6 separate regions of the Homo sapiens genome follow, and all the other regions are linked to region 1. Evidence: chromatin contacts called from ENCODE Hi-C or POLR2A ChIA-PET data. All regions are on one chromosome and are shown on one strand. The core of a region is the stretch at or near the end of the contact, and the rest is flanking DNA. Distances in the headings are between cores, read along the strand shown.

What was found. Hi-C counts contacts between places; a loop is a spot of excess contacts on that map. ChIA-PET counts read pairs that join two places held with the same protein, here RNA polymerase II (POLR2A). Pooled maps may share reads with other maps.
Region 2: a pooled map shows a loop between it and region 1 (6-fold over the local background). The contact joins the enhancer-like site here to the promoter of ARL5B in region 1. A Hi-C loop is called at or near these places in 2 of 50 pooled maps.
Region 3: a pooled map shows a loop between it and region 1 (3-fold over the local background). The contact joins the enhancer-like site here to the promoter of ARL5B in region 1. A Hi-C loop is called at or near these places in 2 of 50 pooled maps.
Region 4: a loop to region 1 is called in a pooled map, with 8 times the contacts of the local background. The contact joins the promoter of OPTN here to the promoter of ARL5B in region 1. A Hi-C loop is called at or near these places in 8 of 50 pooled maps.
Region 5: a loop to region 1 is called in a map of CD4-positive, alpha-beta memory T cell, with 13 times the contacts of the local background. The contact joins the promoter of SEPHS1 here to the promoter of ARL5B in region 1. A Hi-C loop is called at or near these places in 2 of 168 maps with a recorded cell type or tissue (CD4-positive, alpha-beta memory T cell and naive thymus-derived CD4-positive, alpha-beta T cell) and 10 of 50 pooled maps.
Region 6: a map of CD4-positive, alpha-beta memory T cell shows a loop between it and region 1 (15-fold over the local background). The contact joins the promoter of PRPF18 here to the promoter of ARL5B in region 1. A Hi-C loop is called at or near these places in 1 of 168 maps with a recorded cell type or tissue (CD4-positive, alpha-beta memory T cell) and 7 of 50 pooled maps. POLR2A ChIA-PET finds 5 or more read pairs at or near these places in 1 of 52 experiments (activated T-cell).

The regions. Positions count from the first base shown.
Region 1 is chr10:18,657,324-18,661,898 of GRCh38, reverse strand. ARL5B (ARF like GTPase 5B) reads right to left here and starts at 2,468. Exons shown (of 6, transcript NM_178815.5): 1 at 2,216-2,468. The coding sequence starts at 2,261. It also overlaps a transcript of NSUN6 not described here. RefSeq lists a silencer at 2,300-2,379 and enhancers at 2,690-2,819, 3,520-3,639.
Region 2 is chr10:24,899,693-24,904,267 of GRCh38, reverse strand. The region is part of intron 3 of PRTFDC1 (phosphoribosyl transferase domain containing 1); the gene reads left to right. Among named protein-coding and RNA genes, the nearest start is that of PRTFDC1, 51 kb to the left of the region's middle. Within about 2 kb of position 2,319, at least 20 of the 41 ENCODE cell types and tissues checked have a DNase peak (open chromatin) inside an H3K27ac peak, as active enhancers do.
Region 3 is chr10:24,644,138-24,648,712 of GRCh38, reverse strand. All of the region lies in intron 4 of ARHGAP21 (Rho GTPase activating protein 21), which reads left to right. Among named protein-coding and RNA genes, the nearest start is that of ARHGAP21, 77 kb to the left of the region's middle. RefSeq lists a silencer at 2,710-2,799. Within about 2 kb of position 2,757, at least 3 of the 41 ENCODE cell types and tissues checked have a DNase peak (open chromatin) inside an H3K27ac peak, as active enhancers do.
Region 4 is chr10:13,096,931-13,101,505 of GRCh38, reverse strand. OPTN (optineurin) reads right to left here and starts at 1,343. Exons shown (of 15, transcript NM_001008212.2): 1 at 1,204-1,343. It also overlaps a transcript of CCDC3 not described here. RefSeq lists an enhancer at 558-687 and silencers at 968-1,537, 2,008-2,067.
Region 5 is chr10:13,346,135-13,350,709 of GRCh38, reverse strand. It overlaps SEPHS1 (selenophosphate synthetase 1), which reads left to right and starts at 2,417. Exons shown (of 9, transcript NM_012247.5): 1 at 2,417-2,710. RefSeq lists enhancers at 650-1,441, 1,442-2,232 and silencers at 2,302-2,521, 2,652-3,481.
Region 6 is chr10:13,584,410-13,588,984 of GRCh38, reverse strand. PRPF18 (pre-mRNA processing factor 18) reads right to left here and starts at 2,020. Exons shown (of 10, transcript NM_003675.4): 1 at 1,833-2,020. The coding sequence starts at 1,898. RefSeq lists enhancers at 955-1,550, 1,726-2,065.

The DNA.
Region 1 (4,575 bases), core at 1,219-3,718:
AACTAACACACAGCCAAGCTCAACTATTTTCAGCTTCCCTAAAAGTACCAAACTAGCTCATTCCTCTCCCTTTTGCATATTAGCTCTTCTGCCTAGAATAACACGTCCCTTCTATTCGGTCTGTCTAGCATGCCACCCAAATTCCTACTCATCATTACATTACGTCCAAGTATACCTTGTGCTGCAGCCAACGTTATATTTTTACACATATCTGTTAAATAATTTACCACACTGCATTTTTTTTCATGTTTGTCTCGTTTATTGATGTTTGAATACTTTGCCAAGAAGTAAGGTATCTTTATTCTTTAATTTTGTATCTCCTATGCTAAACTCTGAAGACTGGCCTATGGCTGTATGAATGAATAAGAATAAAATAACAGAATAATCACTGGTTCTAAATTTTCCAACAGGAAAGTTAGAGGAAGAGAAAAATTCTAAGTAGAAATGGAGATTCAGGAGGCCTGAACAATTATGCGAGTATAAAAGTAGCCACTGGATGTCTTTCATCACCATCTACATTTTCCCCTTACATCTTTTATTACCTCTAGTCTGAGTAAGGACACCTCCAACGAAAAAAGACAAGACAGCAGCCATGTAACAGAAAAGGGAGAAAGGAAAACGGGAAAGGATATAAAGGGAAAACCAACTACTTCGGTAACGTTTCGATTCTCCAGCTCAGGGGAAAGAGAAAACTGGTGATTTTTGTATTAATCTTTATACCTTTAAGCATGTCTTAAAATGCTGTTTTACCGCTGGGCGCGGTGGCTCACACCTGTAATTCCAGCACTTTGGGAGGCCGAGGTGGGTAGATCACCTGAAGTCAGAAGGTCGAGACCAGCCTGCCCAACATGGCGAAACCCTGTCTCTACTAAAGATACAAAAATAGGCCGGGCGTGGTGGCGGGTGCCTGTAAATACCAGTTACTCGGGAGGCTGAGGAACAAGAATCGCTTGAACCCAGGATGCAGAGGTTGCAGTGAGCTGAGATTGCGCCACTGCACTGAAGCCTGGGCGACAGAGAAAGACTCTGCCTCAAAAAATAAATAAATAAAAATAATATTTTAAATGTATGGATAATACCCACAAAGTGTGAAGCTCTGCTCACTTTGAAATCATTTGATAAGTAATATTATCTGTGGTTACTGGATACAGGCATATACATATATATACACATGTGTGTGCCTGTATCTATATTTATAACCTTGAAAAAGACTGCTTTAGTGTTCTTATCAATCTACAGAACAAGTCAACTAAAGCCATTCCATTACCTCCACAACTTCTTAAATCCAGAAAAAGATTAGATACCTACATTAGCAGTAACAAATTGGTACCAACATAAAAGGAAATAAAACTGGCTTATTAACGATGCCCGGCTCTTAAATGTAAAATGAAACGAGTTGATTTTCAAAACTGGTTTCAATTACTAAGAAACCATTCTGTTCAAAGGACGCCTCAAACTTTAACTTATCGTCGGCCCCTTTTTTGGTCTGGGTGTTTTCTCTCTTCAGAAGACATCACATCTCATTCTGATTCAGAACAGGTTTTGCAACTTCTCGGCCCTTTGGACCTGCCACTTCCAGGTGTCTCATTACCTGTTACAGACTAATTACGGACACGTAACGTCTTACACAAAACCGAAAAGCATTTAGTTTCTGAACTAAATGCTTTAAAAAAAAAAGTTTACAATGAAGATGCTGGAAAACTCGTGCATCTGAATAGGACAACTCATTCCCAAGTCCTAGAGGAAAGGAGGCGAAATCAGAGTGAAAGTGCACTGGCTTACGGCTCAAACTGCAGGGCGGGAAAACAAAGCACCTACATTACTCAAAAAAAAAAAAGTTCTAGGTTTCTGGGCGGACACTTATCCTGGGGATACACATAGACACAAGCACGCTTCAATAAAGACGAGAAAGGCCCTCCATACGCCTCCTGGCATCATTAGCTGTATCCCGCTTTACTTCGCCAATATCCAAACATTCTCAGTTTGGATTCTGGGACGCCAAATACCTTCTCTTCTGCCTCCCTATTTCTCCCACACGTCAGGTCTCTCCTGTACGTCCTCCAGGTCTAAAACACTGAGTTTCTGCCCGCCCCCTGGCCTAAGTCCCTTCCTCCTCCGCGTCTCCGAACGCTCTGTCCCCTGTCTCCGGTGTCCCCATCGGCGGCGGGACCCTCTGCCTCGGATTCGAGCCGCCGCGCAGCTCCATTCTTCTCACCTTGGTTACAGAAGAGGCTCCACAGTTTGGCGAAGATCAGCCCCATCACGAGCACCGGGGCGGGCCGCGGGGTCCCTCGGCAGCAGGTGCCGCTGCGCCGGGTCCCCCACCGCGGCGCGGGCTGCGCGGAGCCGAGGAGAACCCGCCTGAGATCGCGCAGCGAGGGCACTGCTAGGCCGAGAAGCCTCGACCCGACCACTCAGAAGGCGCCGCGACGAATCCCCACCGGACAGCCCTTTGTTTCGAGCCCACTGAGCCCAACGCCGACCCGTAGTCCCCTCGGTCTGTACCCACCTACCTACCACAGCCTCTCCACAGCCCCAAGCCCCGCCTCCACCCCGCCTCCCCTCCGGATCCCAGGACCACCCATCGCCGGAAGCTAGGCGCGTGACGACGGCGCACTTACGGCAACCCACGCCTTCGACGTGGCGTTTTCTTCGGTTTCACTTCCGGTAGGAGAGTCCCAAACGGCCAGCGGCTGGGAATTTGCGGTATCGCGGGGGGGTGGGAAATTTCCCTTGGTGCGTGCTCCTTCTGATGTCAGCCTTCAAAACGTTTGTGGGACTCCCCTTTGATTTGAGTCTCTGCTGCTAGCAGCTGCTTCCCTGACCTCTAAAACCAGGAAAGACCATAGGTTCTCTAAGTGAGCAGCCGCCGTTTGCTGCTCTTAGAAAACTCACAGAAGTGAAGAGTGTTTCTTTCCTGACTTATTCCTGTTCCCCTAGGCAGGCGTGCTAGGGGTTAGGAGTTCTGCCGTGATTCTTCTTCATTCATTTATTAATCTATTCATTCACGTATTCATTCATTGGCTTATGCATTTATGTACTCATTGATTGATTGATCGATTGCAGACGAGGTCGGGCTGTGTTGCCCAGGGGGACTCAATTTCCTGGGCTCAAGCGATCTTCCTGCCTCGACTTCCCAAAGTGGTGGGATTGCAGGCTCAGCCACCGCGCCCGGCCCCTGTCGTGATTCTTAGTTCTGAAAAGAATTGATTGGGAGACGAGCCATGGAAGGCCTGGAGCCACAGAGTTCAGTTATGTGATTAATAATAACACATAATAATAACACATAGCACCCCTCTCCATTTTGCCAAGCATTAGGTATGTTCGTGGATCCCAGATCGAAGTCCACGCATAAGCCAATTCGCTGTGTAATTGTTTTCAATTCCACTTTCCATGGTTAGGTTCTAGCATTGAAAAGAAAAGCTTCACAGCCTGGCATGAAACGAAACTGAATGTCCTTGAAACCAGTTGACGGAGGAGCAAGCTTAAAATTTTTTTAGACTCTGACTTCAGTCAGATGGTTGGATTTTAACCTTGGCAACGTGGCCTTTTAACATGCCAAACTCTTGAGTTAACCTGTACAAGGAGAATGTATGACTTACGTCCTCCCAGTGCTATGGTTTAAAGACCCTTTAAGACTTAGATGCAGGATAATATGCTCCAACGTTACAACATTAAAGGCAAGTTTCAACCTCCTATGTAGAGGAAAAAGAATGTACTGACCCTATGCAAACTTAACTTTCATGACTATCAGTTGGACCATAAATGTGAATAATTTTGTGTTTGTGTAAGTAATGGCTTAAAAGGACATTTTTAGTCCTAGCTTCATTATCACAAAACAAACTTTAGATTCCGTAACAGCTTCTTCAATTGTTAGACATGGATGTAAACCACATTCTGCTTTTTTTTTTTTTTTCTGGCTTTCGGATTTCTAAGAAACCATTTCTGAAAAGAACAAAGCATTTTTGTATGAAGATGCAGACATTTGGCTGGGCGCTGGGGCTCATGCTTGTAATCCCAGCACTTTGGGAGGCTGAGGCGGGTGGATCACGAAGTCAAGAGATGGAGACCATCCTGGCCAACATGGTGAAACCCTGTCTCTACTAAAAATACAAAAATTAGCCGGGTGTGGTGGCACGCGCCTGTAATCCTAGCTACTCAGGAGGCTGAGGCAGGAGAATTGCTTGAACCTGGGAGGCAGAGGTTGCAGGGAGCAGAGATCACACCAGGGCACTTCAGCCTGGCGACAGAGTGAGACTCCGTCTAAAAAAATAAAAATAAAAATAAAATAAAGAAAATGCAGAGATTTGAAGCAAAAAAAACTATAGATTTCTTAAACATTTTTATGATATTTTAGAGACAGTAAGTTTGAATTATACTTCTACTTTTAACTAAGTGGAATGAATGTATTTATTTGAACATGGCTCTTGATATTTTTATTGGTTTTGTTTCTTTGAAATTTCAGAAAACTTTAGTGTTGAAGTTTTCAGTTCGTTAAAATTTACTTTTAACTTACTTTTAACACCTTTCTTATGAACAATTTACCTGACAATGAGACTGTTCTAATATTTTAAA
Region 2 (4,575 bases), core at 1,070-3,569, 6.2 Mb before region 1:
GTGTGTATTACATTTTAGATGAAAGAGAATCTTAGTGGTATAAATGTGCAGCCCACTCAGGGCCGGTACTGAAACAACTCCCTTTGTTCCCATCAGATAAATTTCATCCACACAAGCTACCTCTGTTAAATTTTAGTGCTTTACAGTTTAGTTAGCCCAAAGAAAGACTAAAATTTTCAGTTTACAGTTTAGAAAGAATAGAACAAGGCCAAGAAGGAATAAAGTGATACTTTTTTTCTCAGTGACCCTCTTCAAATACAGTTCTTAGAATAGAACTCCAGCTCGGTGCAGTAGCTCACAGCTGTAATCCCAGCCCTTTGCGAGGCTGAGGCAGGAGAATCACTTGAGCCCAGAAGTTTGAGACCAGCCTGGGGAGGTTAGCAAGACCCAGCCCTATAAATTAATAATAATAATAATAATAATAAATTAGCTGGGTGTGTGGTTGTGTTCGCTTGTAGTCCCAGCTACTTGGGAGGCTGAAGAGAAGATCACTGGAGCCCAGGAGCACTGCACTACAGCCTAGATGACAGAGCAAGACCCTGTCTCAAAAAAAAAAAAAAGAATACAACTTCATCCTGAGAAGGAGTGGATACACAAAATGAAGAGAATATCAAACCAGAAGACCAGCTCCTACTCCTGGCTCTGCCCAAGCCAGCTGTGAGACCTCTCTAGACTTCAGTACTCTCTGGGACTTCGTTTTCCATAAATAGTGTAGGATGATTGTATTAAAATAGAAGCTTCTTAGGAACTAGGGCTGTGCCTATTAATTTCTTCCTATACTTGGCACCTTTTAAAAACTTTGAATTGAAGTGCAATATACATTCAGAAAAGTGTCCACATCATGAATGTTCAGCTTAATGAATTTTCCACCAAGCGAACAACCTTGTGTATAATCATTACCAGTTAACAAATAGAACATTACCAATCGTTGGCTTTATTAGTCTTCACTTTATAGGGGATGCCTAATAAATAATTTACTTAGTAAATGCACCTTAGTAAAAGGTGCAAACATGTTTTCTCACAACAATCCCTATATTTTCTTTTTTCTTACTTTTTTTCTTGAGATGCAGTTTCACTCCTGTCACCCAGGCTGGAGCGCTCACGATCTCAGGCACGATCTCAGCTCACTGCAACCTCTGCCTCCCAGGTTCAAGTGATTCTCCTGTCTCAGCCTCCTGAATAGCTGGGATTACAGGTGCCTGCCACCACACCCAGCTAATTTTTTGTATCTTTAGTAGAGATGGGGTTTCACTATGTTGGCCAGGCTAGTCTCGAACTCGTGACCTCAGGTGATCCACCCGCCTTGGCCTCCCAAAGTGCTGGGATTACAGGCATGAGCCACTGCATCTGGCCCCTATATTTTCTTATTAAATTCACAGGAGAAAACTTGAGCCAAATAATCTAACTCAGTCTTTCACGACCTTCTTAAAATCAGCAGATATTTGACAAAAGAATAAATGAATAAATATCCAAACCAATAATTATGTCAGAGTATCAAGGCAATGAGGAAGAAGGAAATCTAACTGTAATCTTGTTAGAGTCCATTTTACTTTCCTTCTTGTTACCTTGTCACTGGGTGATGAGAAAAGACAGTTCTCTGAATTTGTCATTCTCTTTGCTCTAAGTTTGAAGAAAAATATAAAAGTCAACTTTCTCTGGAGCACCTAGAAAAATCGCCTTTCCTAAGACAGTTTGCACTGCAATGGAATTTATGAGGAGGAGATTCTAGTCTTGGTTCTGATGTACTCCACCAAACCACCAGATCTTGGACAGAAGTTGACTGGGTCTTTCCTTTGCAAAAGGCCTGAACTACACATTTCCTAGAATTCATTCCTGCTCAAGGTTCCAATGACATGCACCTTTTCAAGATGATCAACTGTACTGAAGGTTACAGTCTGTGGCCCTGGAGCAGATAAAAATAAAGTGGGGCCCTGTAATAGTGAGTCATTGGCATCCGTCCACAGCTCTATGAGTTGGCCAAACTAACCAGGCAGAGATTAATGCCTAACTAGAATGTGGATTGCTGCTTTGCAAAAGAGCAGTTGGAAGATTAAGGAGAAAAAAAAAAAATCCTGGATAATCACCTCCCTCCTCCATCCAGCAATGAGGCAGCTTTGATGAGTAATCCATTGATTGCTATGAGCCATCAGTTTCCTTCTTTCCCTCCCTTTGCTGCAGCAGTTTTCACTGCCAGTAACCACTGCAGCTGTGCAGGGATCGTCACCAGGACACACCCCTTCACTCTGTTCTCCACCACCTCCTAACAACCAACCACGCCTTAGATAAAGGGTGCAGGAATTGCAGCAAGGGGCTTTGGCCCTTGTGGGTGGATACCTGTGGCAGTCACCGTGCATTTAGACCATCTGTGGTTGGGGAGTTGGCTGTTCATGCATGTTCTGGAAGAGAAATTCACTGCAAATGCAGAGTGAGCCAACACAACAGTAAGAGATTCTCTGCATGACTAGTATAAAATCATGTGAAAGATTAGAAATGAAGTCGCTTTGTTTCAGCCTCTATTTATCTATTTACTTACTTATTTGAGACTGGGTCTTTCTTTGTCACCCAGGATGGAGTGCAGTGGCGAAATCACAGCTCACTGCAGCCTCCTCCTACCAGGCTCAAGCGATCCTTTCGCCTCAGCCTCCTGAGTAGCTGGGACTACAGACATGTACCACTATGCCTGGCCAATTTTTTTTTTAACTTTCTGTAGAGACAGAGTCTTGCTATGTTGCCCAGGCTGGTTTCACACTGCTGGACTCAAGCAATTCTCTCGCTTTGGCCTCCCAAAGTGCTGGGATTACATTCCTGTTTCAGCCTTTAAAATAAAAAACATTTTAGGGTATGTTAGTAAGTGAGGTGGTGGTGGTCATTTCTCTTTAAATGAGACTTTCCATCTATAATTTCTATTTTTATTACACTCTCTCAGGCCTGCTGGGTTCCTTCACCCTTAATTGCTGACATTCTGCCAACAAAGAAACACCCACTTAGTTTCTTTCTTACATAGTTGCAAGTTCCTTTTTTCTTATTGACTTGATGTTACCCTGCTCTGCCATTCAAAAAACAAGAAACAAGAGCATGATCTGGCCATGTGAGAAACAGAGGAATTATAATTGTGGCTTGTGATACACATACATATAGGAACCAAGACACAATTTTCTGTTAGATTTGTAATGATGTCTGAAGCATATGATTCTGAAAAATTCGAGAAAACTAGACACATTTCCGATGCTATAATATGATTCTGAGTTGTACTTGCTTTGTACTTTGACAGTTTCAGGTTCCATATTCAGACCCACAAATTTCAAAATCTAATTGCAAACACCTGTTAGCGACAAGTTACCACAAAATAGTCTCCTTTCGTAGGGTCATGCCTGGGAAACAGAGCTCTTCCTTTTTAGGTACAAGCTTTATGCATAGATTTTTATTTATATAAAATGTTCGGCCCAAGTCTTTGTAAACAGTACTTACCCAGGTTATTTATTTTTTAATTCTAAATATAAACATGTACAAAATGTAGGAACTAAAATTTCCAAACTAACTGGCTTGCAAACAATATTATATAGATTTGTTGATTTGGTTTGTAGAATGTTTTTTATTCAATGAATTTTTTTCATTCAGTGAATCACTTTGATGAGAATATTTAAAAGAATAAAGAGCTGTATATCAAAAAGATCATATTTTTCAGCAAGTTATCCTTTCACAAAATTATTCCACACATTCCTTCTCCCTCTGTTTCCACTCAAGATTCTAGAAGGATCTGAGGTGTTGCCTTTCTGTTAATAAGAGGATAACTTTATGGAGCTGCAAAAGTTGATAGGAAAAATTCAGATGCAAAAGTTCTAAGTTACCTAAGGGTAAAATATCACCCACAGAGCTTCCGAGTTCCTGGCTTGTTAGTTTCTCTGCCTCTTTGAGCCTAGACATGGAACAGTGCGTAAGCTACACACCCAGAGCTAAGACACTGGGAATCAAGACCAGGGCAATGTTCCGTTTCTCACATCTGCTCAGTATTGGCTTAGGTTTTCTCAAGAATTTACATTTGGGAGGAAATTCTGTAGGGGCAAAGTTACTTAAGTTCTCCCAATCCAACAGTGTGGGAAATGGTATCAAATAAGTAGGCCACTTTTCAAAAGGGAGAGGCTGCATCAGTAAATTAGGAGAACTGTGGAATTCTGCCCATTGATGGAATAGCTTAAGTTTTTTTAAATTGATTTTTAAACTGTCACCAGCTAGCAGTCTCCACATATCTACCACTTTCTTCATAAATAAAATGTGTGAGTTCTATAAAATTTCTGAGTTCTTTTCCAATCCATTTTCCACCAATGCCCTAAATCCCCCAATACCAGTAGATGAGAGTCCACAGATACCCATATCTGTAAAATAAAGAAATCCACAAAAGCAGCATTATTGTTCAACTCGGAATACTTCCCGCAACATTGTTGGCTGTTCTCTAACTGAATTAGAGCATTTTATTGTTGTGGGAACATGTTTAAAATGACCATCATTCATCATTGTCATCTGTCTCTATTATCTTGAAAACTTGGATTTTTAAAGAGCCATGTTGTATTTTTTCTT
Region 3 (4,575 bases), core at 1,508-4,007, 6.0 Mb before region 1:
GCGCCTCTGGGTTCAAGCAATTCTCCTGCCTCAGCCTCCCGAGTAGCTGGGTTTATAGGCACCTACCACCACGCCTGGCTAATTTTTGTATTTTTAGTAGAGACAGGGTTTCACCGTGTTGGCCACGCTGTCTTGAACTCCTGACCTCAAGGTGATCCACCCACCTCGGCCTCCCAAAGTGCTGGGATTATAGGCGTGAGCCTCTGCACCCGGCTGACCTATGATATGTATTTTTAAAAAGAAGATGGAGAAAACATGGAACTTTGCTTGAAAGAGAATTGCTTAGGGAAAAAGTGATAGCTGCTTTCAGATGTTTGAAGGGATATTTTGTATAAGATGAAGTAGATTGGTGTTTCACAATTTTCGAAAGCTATAGACCTTTTCCCTAATTCTCTACTGGAAAATTCTACTCATATTTTGGAGACAATCTGAGTGATTGTTCATGCTATGTGGTAAACAAGTAGGGAATTTCTTCCTCCTGACGTACCTGTTCGAGGGAGGTGGTGGCAGCAGCACGAACCTAATGAAGGCAAATAGAGAAACGAGAGGCAAAGACTGAGCATTAGAATATGCAGGCTAGGCACAGTGGCTCACGCCTGTAATCCCAGCACTATGGGAGGCCGGGGTGGGTGGATCACCTGAGGTCAGGAGTTGAGACCAGTCTGGCCAACACAGTGAAACCCTCGTCTCTACTAAAAATAGAAAAATTAGCCGGGTGTGGTGGCACATGCCTGTAAATCCCATCTACTTGGGAGGCTGAGGCAGGAGAATCACTTGAACCCAAGAGGCAGAGGTTGCAGTGAGCCAAGATCGTGTCACTGCACTCCAGCCTGGGGAACAGAGTGAGACTGTCTGGGGAAAAAAGAGAAAAGAATATACAAAGTAAACTTTTCTTACATACTTTGACTTTTCAGTATTTTTATGGAAAATAATTTCTTTTATGTATTACTTTCAGAGCAAAGATCATTAAGGATAGAAATTGTCTTTTATTGCTGAGTTTTCAGTGCCTAGTAAGTACCTGGTACATATAGTAGGAGCTCAGATGTTTGCTGAGTAAATGTGTTGAATAAAGGGAGGTGCACTGGGGTATTTCTAATGATGACCACCATCTTGAATTGGCACAAGCTTCTAAAATGACTGCTCTCAAAGCTGCAAAATTTACTATGTTAGTATCTAACCTCTGCTGTTGAAGAAGAAAAGCAGATTTCTGACTGCCCTCCTACTTTTCTTTTGTCTTTTCCCATCAACCTCTCTAACACAAAGTGCCAGTGACACTCTTTTGATTTAGAAATCAGTTTCCCATAGCTGCTATGTGTATAAGCTAGAACAGTAATAACAAAAACATGGTAATCTTGGATTTACATAACAACTTGAACTTCCTCTTTGTAAAATAAACTGGTAAAGTAAGGTGGTCAAGTTAGATGAAAGGTTAAAAAAAATATTTTACTTCAAGTCCTGGGAAACCTTGTTTATAGTGATCTAAAATGCAAGGAATTCAACTGGATTCAAGTAGCATTGTCAGAAGTTCCATTTCTAGGAGTAGGTTTTAAGAGTTTGAAAAACAGTGCATGAAGTTAATTTGGCAGCCAAGAAAATAAATGAAATTTAAAAAATCTCTTCAAGGGTTCTAAAACACTTAACATGAAATTTAGGATTGCAGAGAACTAATTGGAGACACTGAATAGATAGGACGATACAGGTGAAAAAGAAGAAAAGTGCATGGCGGAGTATTAATGTTCTGCAGAATATTAATTTCTCCTCTGGAAGGAACTTCTTTATAGAAATGTTACTCTAGAGGTAACTCTGTAATTAGGTAATTTTGAGCTTTTTTTTCTAAATTAATTTTTAAATTTATAATTGACAGTTATACATATTTATGAGATGCAGTGTGATATTTTAATGCATATATGCATTGTATAATGATCAAATCATTGTATAATGGTTTCTTTTTATTATTAAAATTTTTTTAGAGACAAGTTCTCACTATGTTGCTCAGGCTGATCTTGAACTCCTGAGCTCAAGTGATCCTCCCACCTTGGCCTCCCAAAGTGCTAGGATTACAAGACCAAGCTACCATGCTGAGCCATTTTTTTCCCCCTTAAATACAGGGTCTCATTCTGTCTCCCAGGCTGGAGTGCAGTGGTACAATCTCAGCTCACTGCAGCCTCCACCTCAGCCTCTGGAATAGCTGGGACCACAGGCTTGCACCACTGTGCTTGACTGATTTTTGTATTTTTTGTAGCGACAAGGTTTTGCCATGTTGCCTAGGCTGGTCTTGTACTAGGCTCCTGGCTCTGCCTCCCAAAGTGCTAGGATTACAGGTATGAGCCACCACACCTGGCCAAGTTGATTTCATAGAAGTTGAGCTGTGTTTTTTTTTCAGCTGCTCCATAACTTAAGACCTTAATCATAGACACCCCCTAGTTGAGTAGTCCCATTTTCTTTCCTGATTGCTCTCCAGCTAGTTAGCCTACATTGAAAGTACGTGATTCATAAATCCATGTAGTAAAGATTTAATTATAATAGTTACAGTCCCTGTTTTTGATGTTTAACAGATAATTTTTCATCTTTGCTATAAAAACAGAATAGAAATATTTACATGTAAATGCCAAGCACATTAAATCAGAAATATAATTTTTGTTTATTTGTTCCTTTAGCAAACATCTGTTGAGTCAGTCCTGTGAGCCACTCACTAAACTAATTACTGGGAAGGAAGTGATGTGGCCTCTAACCTCACTTCCTTCAGATAGCTGTGCACATGTCACCTGTTAGAGAGGCCTTCCCTGACCACTTCAGAAAAACAGCCCTGCCTTTCCCTCTTCCTTTCCTTCTCACTCTGCTTATTGTTCTCCATTGCAGTTGTCACCATTTCTCATATTACTTATTTCTTCCTCAGCATTTTTCTCTCTCAGTTGGAATGTAGAGCAGAAACTTTATTTTCTTTATCTCTTAAAGCCCAGAACAGTTCCTGGCACATATACATCTAATGAATATATGTAGAATACAGGCTCTGATTCCTTGTGCCATGATCCTACAACAATTTCATGTACCTTTATTTTTGTACTTAGGTAATTATTTTATACTTATATCCTCCACCAAACTAGAAACTACTTTTTTTTTTTTTTTTCTGAGACAGAGCCTCACTCTATTGCTCAGTCTGGAGTATAGCAGCACAATCTTGGCTCACTGGATCCTATGCTTTCTGGGTTCAAGCGATTATCCTGCCTTAGCCTCCCTAGTAGCTGGGACTACAGGCGCTCATCACCACACCCTGCTAATTTTTGTATTTTTTTTAGTAGAGATGGGGTTTCACCATGTTGGCCAGGCTGGTCTCAATCTCCTGACTGCAGGTGATCAACCCATCTCAGCCTCCCAAAATGCTGGGATTACAGATATGAGCCACCACAACTGGCTGGAACTTTTTGAAGTCAGTTTTAACCACCAGGTGAGGGGATCTCAGATGGGGTGTCCATTGGGTTGTTAACAGATGAATAGGAGTTTATCAGGAGGAAGGAAAAATGGCATTCCAGAACAGATTTTAGAGACATTTAGAAGTTACATTTGCCCAGATTTGGTTGAAAGATTTTAGGATGGAGTGTGTGTTTCCAGTTAAAGATGCCTTGTGGAGCATTATGTTTTTCTGACTTGAGTGACTGGATAGATGGAGGTGTCATTAAATGAAGGACTGAAGGATATTGAAGTGAAATATATCTCTCCTTCCTCTGGAGAAATGAGTTTAATTTGGGATAAGTTGCATTTCTGATGCCTGTAGAGAGTTCAGTATCTAGCTGAAAATTTGTTTCTAGAGTTCTCAAGAAAGAGGTTAGGGGTTGAAAATAGATTTGACAGTCATTTTATATGTTATAATTAAGTCTTAAGTGTAAGTGAAACCATACACAGAGAGGACAAAGACATGTAGAATGAAGACAGGACTCTAAGAGCTGGTCAGAGAAAGAAGAATCAGAAAGGAAATTTGAGAGTAAGTAGTGGAAAGGTCTGAGGACAACCAGGAGGAGTTGGTAATTTGCTTATTAGGAGGTGATAATTTTAAGTGGGGCAAGGGGAGTGGAAAATTTGTCCTTTGTCTTAGAGAATTCATTAGGATTTGGACTAAAGGGATACAGTTGGACTAGACCTGACAAATGGCAGTTTGGTAAAGTTACTGAGAACAGTTTCAGTGCAGTGGACGGAAGGGAGGAGGAAGACAGATAGAAGTGGGTTGGAACATAAAAATTAGAGCAGCAAACCGTGACAAGGTCAGGGTGGGGTAGTTGGCAGTTTTCCCCCAAGGAGGTATTTGTTAATTTCTGAGAAACCCTGAATTAGAGGTAACTGAAGGTAAGCGATACATACACTACATTTGTAAGTAGTTTGAAAAACAAAGGGATAGAGAGGGTAGCTATATGGAAAGGTGGAGAGAACTTTTGTTGTTTGGGAAGCATTTATATATCCATGAGATTTGGAGAGAAGACTAGGGATTTTCTCACATGAAGTTTTACATGTGAGAAGAGAGAATTATGGTGGCAAGGTCCTGAAGAGGACTGATGACTAAATCCCCACCTGAAATAGGACGAA
Region 4 (4,575 bases), core at 94-2,593, 5.6 Mb after region 1:
CTTATGCGCCTCTACCTAAGTAAGGGCGGGGGTTCGGCAGGACATAATACAGTGTCCAGTTGCCCTCGAGAATAAAGTTTGGTTTTCCGGGGGTGGGTGGGGGGGTGGGGGGGTGGAGGTTAGGTTAGTTATATTCCTAGCATAATATGCAACCTAAAGGTTAGTTTATAAAAAAAGAAGCTGTTACTTTTATTGTGTTGTACGTAATATATAAAGAACGCCTAAAATTGGCCCAGTGGAAAAACAGATGAATTATGCCAGGACTTAAATCAATGATCGTCCTCTGTCTACAGGTCACATTTAAACTTGCCTTGTCCACTCCAGGGCAATCCCTGGCCTTGGGGTCTGCCCTGGGACTTCTCCAGCCCCCGCCCCAAAACTGGGCCTGTCCTGGGAGGCAGCCTGGCACCACTAACTCTTCTCTCCCTGGGTCAAAAGAGCAAGGTGGGTTCTTCTGTTCACACAGCCTGCACCTTGCTAACCAGATCCAAAGGCTTCTGAGGTCCTCACATTGCCTTACTTTTCTATGCTTTCATTTTCCATTTCATCCTTACAAACAGTTCCTTGGTGTACATTTCCATACAACAGTTTTCCTGCTGGTGGAGGCCAGGTCGGAACCTGGGTTTCATTTTCTTTGAGCGATGTTTACTTCCTGTAGCTTATGCATTTCGATGGCAAAAACAATTCCTTTGGGGTTCTCGGCCTCATCAAATATTCTCTCTATATAGAGTGTACACACTCTCCTAGACACAGCAGTCTATGTGGATTCCCACCGACCCTGGGCACCTCATTCAGCTCGGGTAGTGGTCCCATGTCTCCCACAGGCGTGTCTGTAACCACCTCCTTATGGCGAGGAACTGGCTGCGGAATCCTTCCCAGCCTGCGGGAGGACGTCACCTCCAAGTCTCTGGGTGACTTGTAGAGGGGTTACCTGCGGCCAAGAGGCCGGCCCTGGACCCTTCTTGGGCCCACCCTGTGTTCACTACCCACCCTCTCCCACCAGGTCAGGACCCGCCGAGGCTTGGGGATCCTCCCAGGGCAGCCGTCTCGCGGGAGGGCCGCCCCACCCCTCGCCACCCTCACCCCGACAGGCTCCGGGCCGCGGGGCAGGGCGGCGGGTACCGTTTTCAGGCCGCGGAAGCGCCCGCCGGGAAGGAGCCGCCGCCCCCTCGCCCACCGCTGCAGCCCCCTGCCCTGGCTCACCTGCCGCCCGGCTTGGCTTCGCTCAGGGTCACTGTTTCCTCGGCATCGTGCCGCCTGGAGAGAACTCCCGACCGGGATGGGACGCTGACCAGGGAACCTGCCGGCGGGCGGCGGCGGTGGCGGAGGGGGCAGCCGGGACTGGGGTGCCTAGGGCTGATGCGCGGCCTGGCGACCCCGCCCAGCGCGGCTCAGCTGACAGCCAGCCGCTCCCTGCCCGCGCCGGGGAATTTCCCGGGCCCCGCCCATCCCATACCCCGCCCATCCCCCCCACCCTGCCCATTCCATACCCCACCCGACCAAGGCCCCGCCCCTCCTCTTTCCTGCGTCCGCCCCCAGCTACCCACCCTCGCTGTCCGTGCGGGGTCGAGGCTGGGACCCGGGTGAACAGGGACTGCTCTAAGGCGTCACTGTGACGGCGTTAATCAAAATAAATCATTAATCAAATGCAGTGTGCGGAGTTCGTCTTCCCCGTGTCTTCCCGCAGATCCCGTAGTGGAGGCTGGAGCCGCAGGGGGTCGCTGCCGCCCACAGAAAGAGGAGAATGCCAGGCATCCTCGGAGGGAGGCCTCCATCTGTGTTTTTTGAAAAAAGGTTAACATCTAGACATAGTTAACTGAGCATACATAGCTTTCCACTCGTTTTTGCTTTAAAATACACTCAAAAAGCAGAAAGCCTGCAGGATGCTTCTTGGGCTCTTGTTGCGGACGAATAGGCTCGGCTATTCTTGTTGCTGAAGAATAGCCTCTGCTGGTGTGGAGGAGGGAAGCTGCCCCCGGATTAGACAGCAGGATGACAAGGTAGGAGCGAGAGCCGCCCTATGTGCATCCAGAGTACCCGGGTAGCGCTGCAGGGATGGGAGGGAGGGAAGGAGGGAGGGGGAGAGAGAGAGAGAGGGAGGGACGGAGAGAGGGAGAGAGGGAGGGAGAGAGGGAGGGAGGGAGAGAGGGAGAGAAAAAAAACAAAACAACAACAACAAAACCTAATCTGAAACAGGAAAAAGGCAGATGCGCCCTCTCCTGGTATCTCCGAAGGATTCTGCTTCGCTGTCTGGACCTCCTGCTGCCTGGCCAAGCCTGACTCTCAACCCTGCCCCTGAGGCTAACCCCAAGAGCAGGGCAGAGAAGCAAGCAAGTCAGCGACTGCCCCAGACCCAATTCCGGGCCCTCGAGTTGGTGTGGTGTAGGAGGGGCAGATGAGGCTAGAGGCTGCTTTATAAGGAGTGAGCCTGGGGGTGGGAGTGGGGAGAAATAGAGAATTTAAAAAAATTCTTTTTATATCAGTGCAGGAGGGCCAGGCGCGGTGGCTCACGCCTGTAATCCCAGCACTTTGGGAGGCCAAGGCAGGCAGATCGCAAGGTCCGGAGTTCGAGACCAGCCTGGCCAATATGGTGAAAGCCTGTCTCTACTAAAAATACAAAAATTAGCCGGGCATGATGGTACTCTCCTGTAGTCCCAGCTACTCGGGAGGCTAAGGCAGAAGAATCGCTTGAACCCGGGAGGCAGAGCTTGCAGCGAGCCGAGATCATGCCACTGCACTCCAGCCTGGGTGACAGAGTGAGACTCCGTCTCAAAAAAAAAAAAAAAAAAAAAAAATCAGTGCAGGAAATAACTGATCATTCATGAAAAGGGCTTGGAAAAATATATACAGAGAGAAATGGAATGACGATCTCTAATTTTTGTTTATCTACTGGGATAATCCAGGCAGAAAAGACGGTGTCACAGCTGTACCCTGGGATCGGCAGAAAAGGGTCCCCCCGGGGCCTGTAAGGGGTGCCTGCGGTAAGTCGTACTTCACTAGGCTCCTTTTACTGTTTAAAACCCTATAGGTGGGGCACGGTGGCTCACACCTGTAATCCCAGCACTTTGGGAGGTCAAGGCAGGAGGATCGCTTGAGCCCAGGAGGGAGAGGCTGCAATGAGCTGTGATTGCAGCACTGCACTCCAGCTTGGGTGAGAGGGAGACTTTGTCTCAAGCAAAAACAAAAACGAGAACAAAACAACACTATGAAAGTGAATTAAAATGAGCATCAGTGAAACTCAGAGCCAAGAGAAGAAGGTCACCCACAAGCTGCCCATGGCTTTGGTGTGGGAGGCTCGAGGTGAGTTTCTGGTACAGAAAGCAGTCAAAGTTGTTTTCTCCTGATTCCTTGCTCTCAGTGGTGGGGTCGGGGTGGGGGGTGCCCTGAAGCACTGCACACACACATGCACACACACTCCCCCGACAACCACTTCTTAGCTGTAGGACCTTGACCAAGTTACTTCATCTTACCCTTCCTCATTCCCTTTATCTGTAAAATGGGGAGTATAGTACACTCCCAAATCCAGAAAGTTCTAAGGACCAAACCTCTTTTCTGACCAGACCCAACTGATGGAAAGCTATTTACAGTCTTTATTTAGATCCCTTGATGTGATTTTTAAATTTGTTTTGTGAAGGAAAATCGAATAGTTGATAGGAGAACTGCGTCAGACAGTGTCAGGGTGTTATGTGATATAAATCCCATTTATTGAATAGCCTTTTGAAAATCCCCAGAATTCTGGACTCTAAAGCAGAGCTTGCCCCAAAGGTTTTATTTTATTTTTTGAGGTGGAGTCTCACTCTGTTGCCCAGGCTGGAGTGCAGTGGCATAATCTCAGCTCACTGCAATCTCCACCTCCTGGGTTTGAGTGATTCTCCTGCCTCAGCCTCCCAAGTGGCTGGGATTACAGGCGTGTGCCACCACACCAAGCTAATTTTTGCATTTTTCGTATTGATGAGGTTTCGCCATGTTGACCAGCCTGGTATTGAACTCCTGACCTCGGGTGATCCACCTGCCTCGGCCTTCCAAAGTGCTGGGATTACATGTGTGAGCCACGGTGCCCAGCCACCCAAAAATTTTAGATAAGGCCTCTGGACCCACAGCCCTCACCTAAGGATGCTGAGAAGATTAAAGAGGAAATACGTCTTCAACACCTAGAAGAACGCCTGGCTCATGGTGTTTGTTGCTGTTGCTTGTGTTAGAGCCGGTTCTGTTTCTTAGCCTGGATCATCCCGTTTGGTGACTCCATCTTCCTGCACACTTCCATGGGTAGATGGAATCTAAATGCAGCGAAAAAACTGAAATAATAGCATGCTCTTAGCTGATTTGTTGATGTGGTTTTGTGGTGGGTAAATGTAGAGCAGTGTGGGAAGGTTTTTAGTGAGATCCTAATCTGGGTTTGATGTTCCTTGTGTTCCCTTTCCACCCCAATCTCCTCTGTTTGGAGTTAGCAACGAGTCCCTTTGGGCTTCCTACCTTCAGGAGCGTTGGCTGGACTCCTGGCAACAGCTCTTAGAAGTACAGCCTTTCTTCTTGTCTTTTGAGAAAGCCTGATCTCAATACATCCATGATCTACCC
Region 5 (4,575 bases), core at 1,168-3,667, 5.3 Mb after region 1:
AGTGTAGTGGCACGATTACAGCTCAATGTAGCCTTGAACTACTGGGCTCAAATGATTTACCTCAGCCTCTGAGGTAGTTAGGACTATAGGCATGCGCCATCACACCTGACTACTTCTTAAATTTTCTGTAGAGACGCGGTTTCATTATGTTGCCCAGGCTGGTCTCAACCTCCTGGCCTCAAGTGATCCTCCTGTCTTGGCCTCCCAAAGCCCTGGGGTTACAGGCACCCTGAGCTACCCTGCTCAGCGGTAAACTGGTATTTTTAATAAGCCCCAACCAGACAATGCAACCCAGGAGAACCATCTCTTGGACGGAACCAGCAGAGCCTGAGAATCCAGCGGGGATGGCTCCCTAGAATGGGGTTCTGGTGAGCCCGGGAGTTGCGGGGGAGCGTAGGACTAGCTCAAAGCAGTACCCAAGGAAGAAGCTCTCATCACCGGCAAAGAAAAGGATGCATGACTCTGCCAGATGATCTGGGCCAAGGCTGTAGTGTGGCCCTGGATGAAGTAAGGCATCTGTGGCTTACGGCCTCTGCGGCAGAGAACTGCTTCCCGGTGAGCTCGTGGTGGGTGGAGGCGGGGAGGAAGAGTCGGTTCTGAGGATGGTGGCCTCCCACCGACGCAGCGGGGATCGGCCTCTGTCCCGCCCAGCCACTTGATTTCCAAGTTCTGCAGAGCTCTGTCCAAGGTCTCTTTCACTTTTTTCCTGAGCTCTCCCTTCGGGGTTAATCTCACCTCTTACGGAGGCTTCGAACACCATTTACATGCTGATGGCACCCAGATTTGCATCTCTGAGCCCCATCCCCACACCAAATTCCGGACCTGTTTCCCTATTAACTTTGGTCTGGAATATCCGGCAGACCTGAGATTTGCAACTCTGAGCCCCACCCCCACACCATCCGGCAGACCTCAGATTTAACATTTCCAAAGCTGAACTCACCCCGAAACTTGTTTGCCTTTCAGCAGTTCTTAGATAAATTATTAGCATCGCTCCTCATTCCCTCCCCCACCCCCCACCCCCGCAAACTGGAAACCTGGGGGTCATCTTATCCTTCTTCCTCTCCTTCCTACGTGCTAAATCACACCAAATCCCTTCCCTGGGCTGCATTCCCCTTGCTTTCAGTTCAAGTACATCTCCGGGCTTGACTAGTACAATACCCTCTTAATGAGAACCGTGACCCTGTCTTCCCCTCTGGGAGAAGCCATCCTCCAGTGGCAGGCGCCTGTAATCCCAGCTACTGGGGAGGCTGAGGCAGGAGAATCACCTGAACCCAGGAGGCGGAGGTTGCAGTGAGCCGAGATCGCGCCACTGCACTCCAGCCTGGCGACAGAGTGGGACTCCGTCTCAAAATAAATAAATAAATAAATATAAAATAAAAGAATGCAGACTAACACGTTCTTTGCAAACTTACTACAGGGTATGAAGAAAGTACACAAAGACAGGAGCAGCCTGTCTTCGAGGTGGCATCACTTCTGCATCCAGCCCAGGATTAAAACCCGGAGCAACTGGCAAGCGGAAATGTTAACGAAAAGGGCATCTGCGTAGCGTGCCAACCTGCCGTGCCACGTAAAGCACGGTCCAGTGACCCAAAACATTTCTGCTCCCAAATAACATTTGGAAAATGCTGACCTACTGCCTAGAAAAGTTCGATCGGCATTCCTGCACACTGCTGTTTTAGAGAGAAGCCCTAAACGATATCTGAAAGTATTTGGTTTATTTTCATCAGCAATGCTTTAGAATCTCGAAAGCCCAGAAAAAAGTTATTTCACGACGTGAAGCTCCCCCCTCGATGTCAATTCGAACACATCCAGGGTTGCGGCTGCCATGTTCGCTCGAACATGTGCAGGACAAACAATGCAACCAGCGGGGAACCGTAAACCTTTTTCCTCGACTTCCTACCACGCACATGAAGTGTTCAAGAAACTTTGCAGGACGTCTCCACATTTCACGAGGCTCCCGTGAACTCCGGAGCCGAGCTAAACAATAGGAAGGACAGATGCTGGGAGTCCCCAAGCATCTAACGCGCCGTTTGTGTTTTCAAAAAACCTCTGCCTGGCGCCCAGGCGGCTTTTCCTGGGCTCCTAGCCTCCTGTGCAAATTGTTCCCATGGTCATTGTCTTCCAGGACGCTCCGCTGCGCACTCGGGGAGCGGGGACAGCGCCCCGCAGAGCGCCGCGCGGTCGAGCCCGGCCAGGTGGCGGAAACGTTCCCGGCCCTTGCAGCGGGGCCCGGGAAAAAGGTGGCCCGGGCGCCAAGGGCGGCTGCCAATGCAACTCGCAACTTTTGAAATCAATCCTTTTTTGCATCATGCAACGGATGCCACCGCTCCTCGGGTTTGCAACCCCCCACCCCTCCCCCGAGACCAATCATTGCCGCGCTCGGGGCTGCACGGCGCCCCCGCCCCCTTCCCGGGCCGCACGCCGCCACCCAGCAGCCAGGGCCGCCTCTTAAAGGGAGGTGGCCGGCCTTAAAGGACCCCCGCGCGCCCAGCCGGCGGGAGCGCGGCGGCCCGGCTCCCGCAGGGCCGCGCCGAGGCAGGCGAGCCCCCGCGGCGCCCAGGCGCGGGCCCGGGCCCCCGCCGCCGCCGCCGCCGCCGGGCGCGGCATTTTTATTCAGGCGACGCTTAAGGGAGCCCGGCCGCGCCCGGTGCATTGTGGGAGCGGCCCGCGGCCCGTTTTCGGGAGGAGGCGGAGGGCGCAAAGCGAGCCGGTAAGCGGCGGGCCCGGCGCGGGGGGGAGGCGCAGGCTTAAAGGGGAATCTGGGTCCGCAGGCCCGCGGCGGCCGTTGCAAATCCCCCTCCGGGCCGCCCGGGACCGCCGGGGAGCCGCGCGCCGCCGGCCCCGCCAGCCCTGCCTGGAGAGGGGCAGCGCCGGGCTTGGTGGGGCCGCTTTAAAAAAGAAGCGCCGCCCGCGCCGCCGCCGCCGCCGCGCGGGGCCGGGGAAGGAGGGAGGGAGGGCGGGGAGGAGCGGAGGGGAGGGCGGCGGCGGCCACGCAGGGGTTAATTTTTTCGCCCGCCGACATTTTTGCGCGGCGGCGGCGGCGGCCCGTGCGCGCGGCGGGAGCGGCCGGCCTGGGGTCGCGGGGTGCCTCCGGGGCCTCCCCGCCTCCCCTTTTCTCCGCGCGGGCCCTGTCGACCCGGGGCGGGTGCGTCCCGGCGTCCTCCCCGGCTCCTGGGCCGCACGCGCGGTGCCCGCCGGCTCCCGCCGCCTCCCGCCGGCCCGAACAGGGATGGCCCGGCCGGGGCCCCGAGCTGCCGCCTCCGCCCCGCCGCCGGCCCGCAGCCCGGGCCTGCTGGGCCTTCCGAGGCGGCGGCGAGGGCCTGAGCCTGAGCCTGAGCCCGAAGGTGTCCCCGGGTTCCTTGCTCCCCTCCCCGGCCGCCTCCGACGCGGGCGTCCTGGAGAGCGCGCCCCATTGTGCGGGGCCGGCGGGGAGGTAGGTCCGGGGTTGGCGGGGCAGCGCGCCGGGCCCACCCCGCTGACCGGCTCCCCGGCTCCCCACGCTCGTTGGAAGAAAAAAAAAAACCAAACCATGGAAATGTGCCCGGGAAGGAAAGGGCTAAACGTTGCTTTAAATATTCATGCCATTGTTTTAAAGGCGTAAACATGTGGCTGCGGGGTCGCCGGGCACCGTCCCTTATTAATGCAAATGGATCCCCCTGGTTCCCTAATCACTGCACATTTCCCCCAGAACCCCCTCCCCCTTCCCATGCCCTCCAAAAATGTAAGAATCTAGTACTTTTTTCATTAGGATGTGAGGCTGATTTGTGTCCTTAGTACCATTTGGAATTTTAAATCTGAGCGCCTTCCTGATACAAGGTGTTTTAAACTTTTTTCCACCCTTAAAACTCTTGAGAAGATAGTAATTTAAAAGGAAGTGATAGCCACACAATTCCCCTCCCCACCTTTTTGGGAGCCAGGAGAGGAATAGATAGGAGGTAGGAAAATAACTGGATGCCTCGTGAGTTGGATTTTTTCTTTTTCTTTTTTTTTTCCTGGTAGGGGTGAGGCTGTGTTAAATGCGAGGTGTTTTTTGAGGAAAGGACTTTGTTGTTTTTGTTGAAAACGCCTTCCAAGTCAAAGTGGTATTCAAACTTTCCCATAACTCTAAGATGGCTTCAAAATTCTCGTCTCTTGTCACTTGCGGCCAGCGCCTGCTCTTTTTGGGCAGGGAGACTTCTTGGAATCGTGTTCGAAGGCTGACTCCTGCTCAGTTGTTACGTTTCCCACCGAAATCATTGCTCATCCCAAACCGTGTTTTTGTGAAGACGGTTTGGATTACTGCCCAAACTCGGGCTTCGTGAGATTTATATGAGCGATGTGCGTCCCAAGGGATGGAAAACTCTATAAATGGGAATTATGTTCTTAATCATAAATTTTATAGGGGAAACCGACCTTAAAACTTGGGGTGTTTGTAATTCTAGTCCCAATAAAGTATCAGTCTGGAGGTTTGTAAACTCGAGGAACACATGTTGTTTTTTCCTTTAGCCCCAAAGGCTAAAAAACGTAGGAGTGCTTGTTCCAGAAACCTAACGGTGGTACACAGGGCCGAAATGCTGCTGATTTAGTATGGCTTAA
Region 6 (4,575 bases), core at 771-3,270, 5.1 Mb after region 1:
CAATGTTTTCCAAATGATCGATCAGTGAGTATTTTTAACGTTTCTCAGTTTTAACTTCTAATATGGTAAATACGGATAGAAATAACACATAAACAAAAGTCCTTCAAGATCTTCAGTAACTTTTAAGAGTGTGAAGGGGTCCTGAGACCAAAAGCTTTGAGAACCAGCGGTCTAAGTTACTGCTACACAATAAAGTAAGGGAGATCATCTTCAGGAAGTTCCTAAATCATGTAATTCTTTCTCCCCCTTTTTAGTACCTTTCCAAAAGAGTCTTAGCATTCCCATCAGTGAAGAGCAGGCCTACAGACTTTTCATGTGTTGAAGAAGAGAGAAGGAGGAGGAATAGAATTTAAAAAATTGGGATTTACTATTAGAAAGGAATTTTATTACTTTTTTTTTTTTTTTTTTAGAGACAGGGACTCGGTCTCTCACCCAGGCTGGAGTGCAGTGGCACGATGATAGCTCACTGCAGCCTGAACTCCTGGGCTCAAGCGATCCTCCCGCCTTGGTCTCCCAAGCAGCCGGGACTAGACGCGCGCACCACCACACCTGGCTAGAAGGAATTTTTTTTTTTTTTTGAGACGGTGTCTCACTCTGTCGCCCAGGCAGGAGTGCAGTGGTGCGATGTCGGCTCACGGCAACCTCCGCCTCCCGGGTTCAAGTGATTCTCTGGCCTCAGCCTCCTGAGTAGCTGGGATTACAGGCGCGCACCACCACGCCCAGCTAATTTTGGTGTTTTTAGTAGAGACGGGGTTTCACCATGTTTGCCAGGCTGGTCTCGAACTCCTGACCTCAGGTGATCTGCCCACCAAAGTGTGGGGATTACAGGTGTGAGCCACCGCGCCCGGCGGCCCTTCCTCCATGTTTCAGTTGGGCACAAACCCTTCGTAAGGCGACAGAAGGGAACTCTCAGGAGCACTGGGGCACGTCCGCAGAATGCCAACAGGTAGGAGCGGGGATAGGGGGCAGTTAGGTAAACTGGAGGGAAACAGGGTCAGTCGGGGGAAAACAAACAAAGCCTCGGGTTTTCCTGCAATTCCCACACCTGCATCCCTAAGGCTCCCAAGTGGTTACCGGAAAGAAGGCCGTGAGTGTAAGTTGCCCGGGTCCTTGGCGTTTTGAACAAAGAATTGGACAAAACGCACAAAAAAAGTAACAAAACACAGGAATGAAGCAGCAAAAGTAGGGACTTATGAACGCGAGAAAGCACTCCACAGGGTGTGAGTGGGCCCGAGCAAGCGGCTCGAGGCCCCGGTTACAAAGTTTTCCGGGTTTTAGGTACTCCTTCTGAGGTCCCTATCAGCTACCCCGTATCTGGATGAAGGGTTCGGTCTGTGGCTAAAGACTGAGGTGAACTGGCGCCCTATGCAGATGAAGGGATGGCCCGTGATTGGCCCACGGCCAATGCAGGGCACGTTCCCTTCCCATCTGAGAGGTGGTGGAAAGGCAGGGATGCGGGGAGAGCCGCAGCCTGAAGCCTTTGCTACTCGGTGGTGGGAAGATGAGGATTTTTCTTTTGGTTTGGCTTTTGGACGTGGGCGTTAATTGGCCTCAGGTTCCCGCCCCCAGACCCAGGTGTTTTCCTTTTGATCCAGCTTTGGGAAGTCAGCACGAATTGTACTCAAGTTCCCTGCTCTCAGACCCTATTCTCCAGCCTCAACAGTGAGACGCCAAGGGTTGGATCTAAGGGGGCCTACCAGGGGTAGTGGCAGGACACTCGCTAAGCCCCGTCCCCGCCCCGAATCCTCTGAGTATCGTCACCCTCACCCCAAAACCCCGACACACATACTCTCACTCTTACATCCCGACCCCCACGACCGCAGGGTCCTCACCACCAGCAGGTTCCTGTCCTCCACCAGCTGCCGCTTCCGAAGGATCTCTGATTTCAGAATGTCCATCTCGCCGCCAGAATTTAAGCTCCAGTTTCCCGCTCCAGCTCCTCGAACCCAGCCTCACTGGGCCGGCGGCCGCGAACCCACTGAGTATACGGAACAACAAGCCCAAACACCTGAGAACAACTGACAGGAGCCGCTTCCGGCGGAAGCTGGGATGAGAGAGATGAGGGAAGAGAGTGGCCCGGGGCGCCTGTGGTGGCCAAAGCAGCTGTGCGTGAGTGCCCACTGGCGGCGCCCTCCGGCAGCGCGCCTGTAGTTTCCCCTCGTAGGGAGGTTTACGTGAACGTGGACGGAAACCCGGGTCTTTGTAGTACTCTCTGCACCTGCTAGTTGAGTTCCAAAAGCCTCTCGAAGAACACCTCAATAATGCCAGTTAAATCAAGATCTTTATTAACTGGAAATTTACATTAGGGTTTCTGAAGTTACTTGCTTGCAAAATTTGCAAAAGGATGAGAAAAATCTAAACAATAATACTAACTTGTAACAATAGAGTGAAAGGGCTGTCTGTTCATTACTAGCCTGTTAAATTTCCTGTGAACTTAAACGACTACAACCATTTAAAGCAGTTTGGAAGTCAATTTATCTTCACTCCCTCTGTTTTAGATTGCTTACCAATCTTGGTGATAATTGAACATTTACCTCAAGCTAACTAATCATTTTTTGGTCATGTGTTCAGCAATCAAGATTTTTCAGTGACATGATTGGAGATGTAATCAGAAATTCCTTTTTTTTTTTTAAATCCAACCCAAGGGAAAAAAAGTTAAATTGAAGAGAAAAATTATGTCAGAGATTTTTTAAGTCCCTAACATTTGTTTACAGTGGACTTATTTTTTTCATGTCATTGAAGCACGTTTAAAAATTGTTTTTGTGAAATCATAATTGAACAATATTTGACATTTCGTTTTTCTTACTCAAAAAAGGTAAGAAATATCATTTTGTTGAGTCAGCTGATAATGGGTAAAATGCTTTACAAAACAAAAAAATGAACAATTGAATTATTTCAATTTAGAAAGTCTTTTGTGGGGGGTGATACTTCATCTAAAAGATATCTGAGGCCAGACGGGGTGGCTCACCCCTGTAATCCCAGAACTTTGGGAGGCCGAGGTGGACAGATCACCTGAGGTCAGGAGTTCAAGACCAGCCTGGCCAGCATGGTGAAATCCCGTCTCTACTAAAAATACAAAAATTAGCCAGGCGTGGTGGCAGGTGCCTATAGTCCTAGCTACTCAGGAGGCTGAGACAGGAGAATTGCTTGAATCCGGGAGATGGAGGTTGCAGTGAGCCGGGATCATGCCACTGCAGTCCAGCCTGGGTGATAGAGCAAGACTTTGTCTCAAAAACAAAACAAAATAAAATAAAATATACCTGACTTTTGCCAGAAATAAGCCAACACAGGAAAATGTCCTTGAACTAAATATGGCAACACTCTTGCATGAATATGGGTTTCCCTCACTAATCAATGAGCAAATAATAATTTATTAGCATTTTCCTGATTTAGGGATTAGGGATTGTTAGACACAAAAAAAACCTGAAGGGTTAAGACAGATGACAGTAACAGCAATGGAAGTTTACAGAGAACACAACGGCTGGCTACCTGGGAAACTGTCAGTGTAAACCAGAGAAGTTACTAGCTACAGTTAACAGCCTCCCCTTACATTTTAGACTTTCATTGATTTCTACGTTTATGTAAACATGTGCACTGAATCCTGATTAAGGCCTGAGATCAAAGAGTGATAGAGAGAAATACTTGAACAAGCAACTGACAAGCAAGCTTTTCCATTCAAAAGGAAGGAAAAAAGATATCCAGGAGCTTTTAGAAATACTTAAAAGAGGCCGGGCACAGTGGCTCACGCCTACAATCCGAGCACTTTGGGAGGCCAAGGCAGGCGGATCAGCTGAGGTCAGGAGTTTGAGACCAGCCTGGCCAACATGGTGAAACCCTGTCTCTACTACAAAAATAGCCGGGCTTGGTGGCACACACCTGTAGTCCCAGCTATTCAGGAGGCTGAGGCAGGAGAATCGCTTTAACCCGGGAGGCGGAGGTTGCAGTGAGCCAAGATCGCGCCACTGCACTCCAGCCTGGGTGACAGGGCAAGACTCTGTCTCAAAAAAAAAAAAAAAAAAAAAAAAGAAAAGAAAAGAAACACTTAAAAGAACAAATCGCCGTGACCCTAAGAGAGACCATATTCATTTAAAAAAACATGCATCCCATTTCATCACAATCATTATTTAAAAAGTGAAATATTGGGACTGGGTACAGAGGCTCACACTTGTAATCCCAGCACTTTGGGAAGCCAAGGCAGGAAGATCACTTGAACCCAGGAGTTCAAGGCTGCAGTGAGCATTGATCGCACCACTGCACTCCAGCCTGAGTGGCAGAGTAAGACACTGTCTCTAAAACAAAAATAAATAAATGAGAGATAAAAATGAAAAATTGGAAACAACCCAAGTGTTCTAAATGGAGGAATAGTTAAATAAAATATAGTTTATACACACAACCAAATAACATGGCATCATTAAAAACCATGTTTTTAAAAATTCAATGGTATGGGAATGCTCATGATACAATGTTCGGTCCAAAAGTAGCATAATGAAACTTTATAGCATATAGTCTCTGCTTTTTAACAAAAACATAGACATATGCTTCTTAACAAAAACATATAGACGTAATAAAACATTG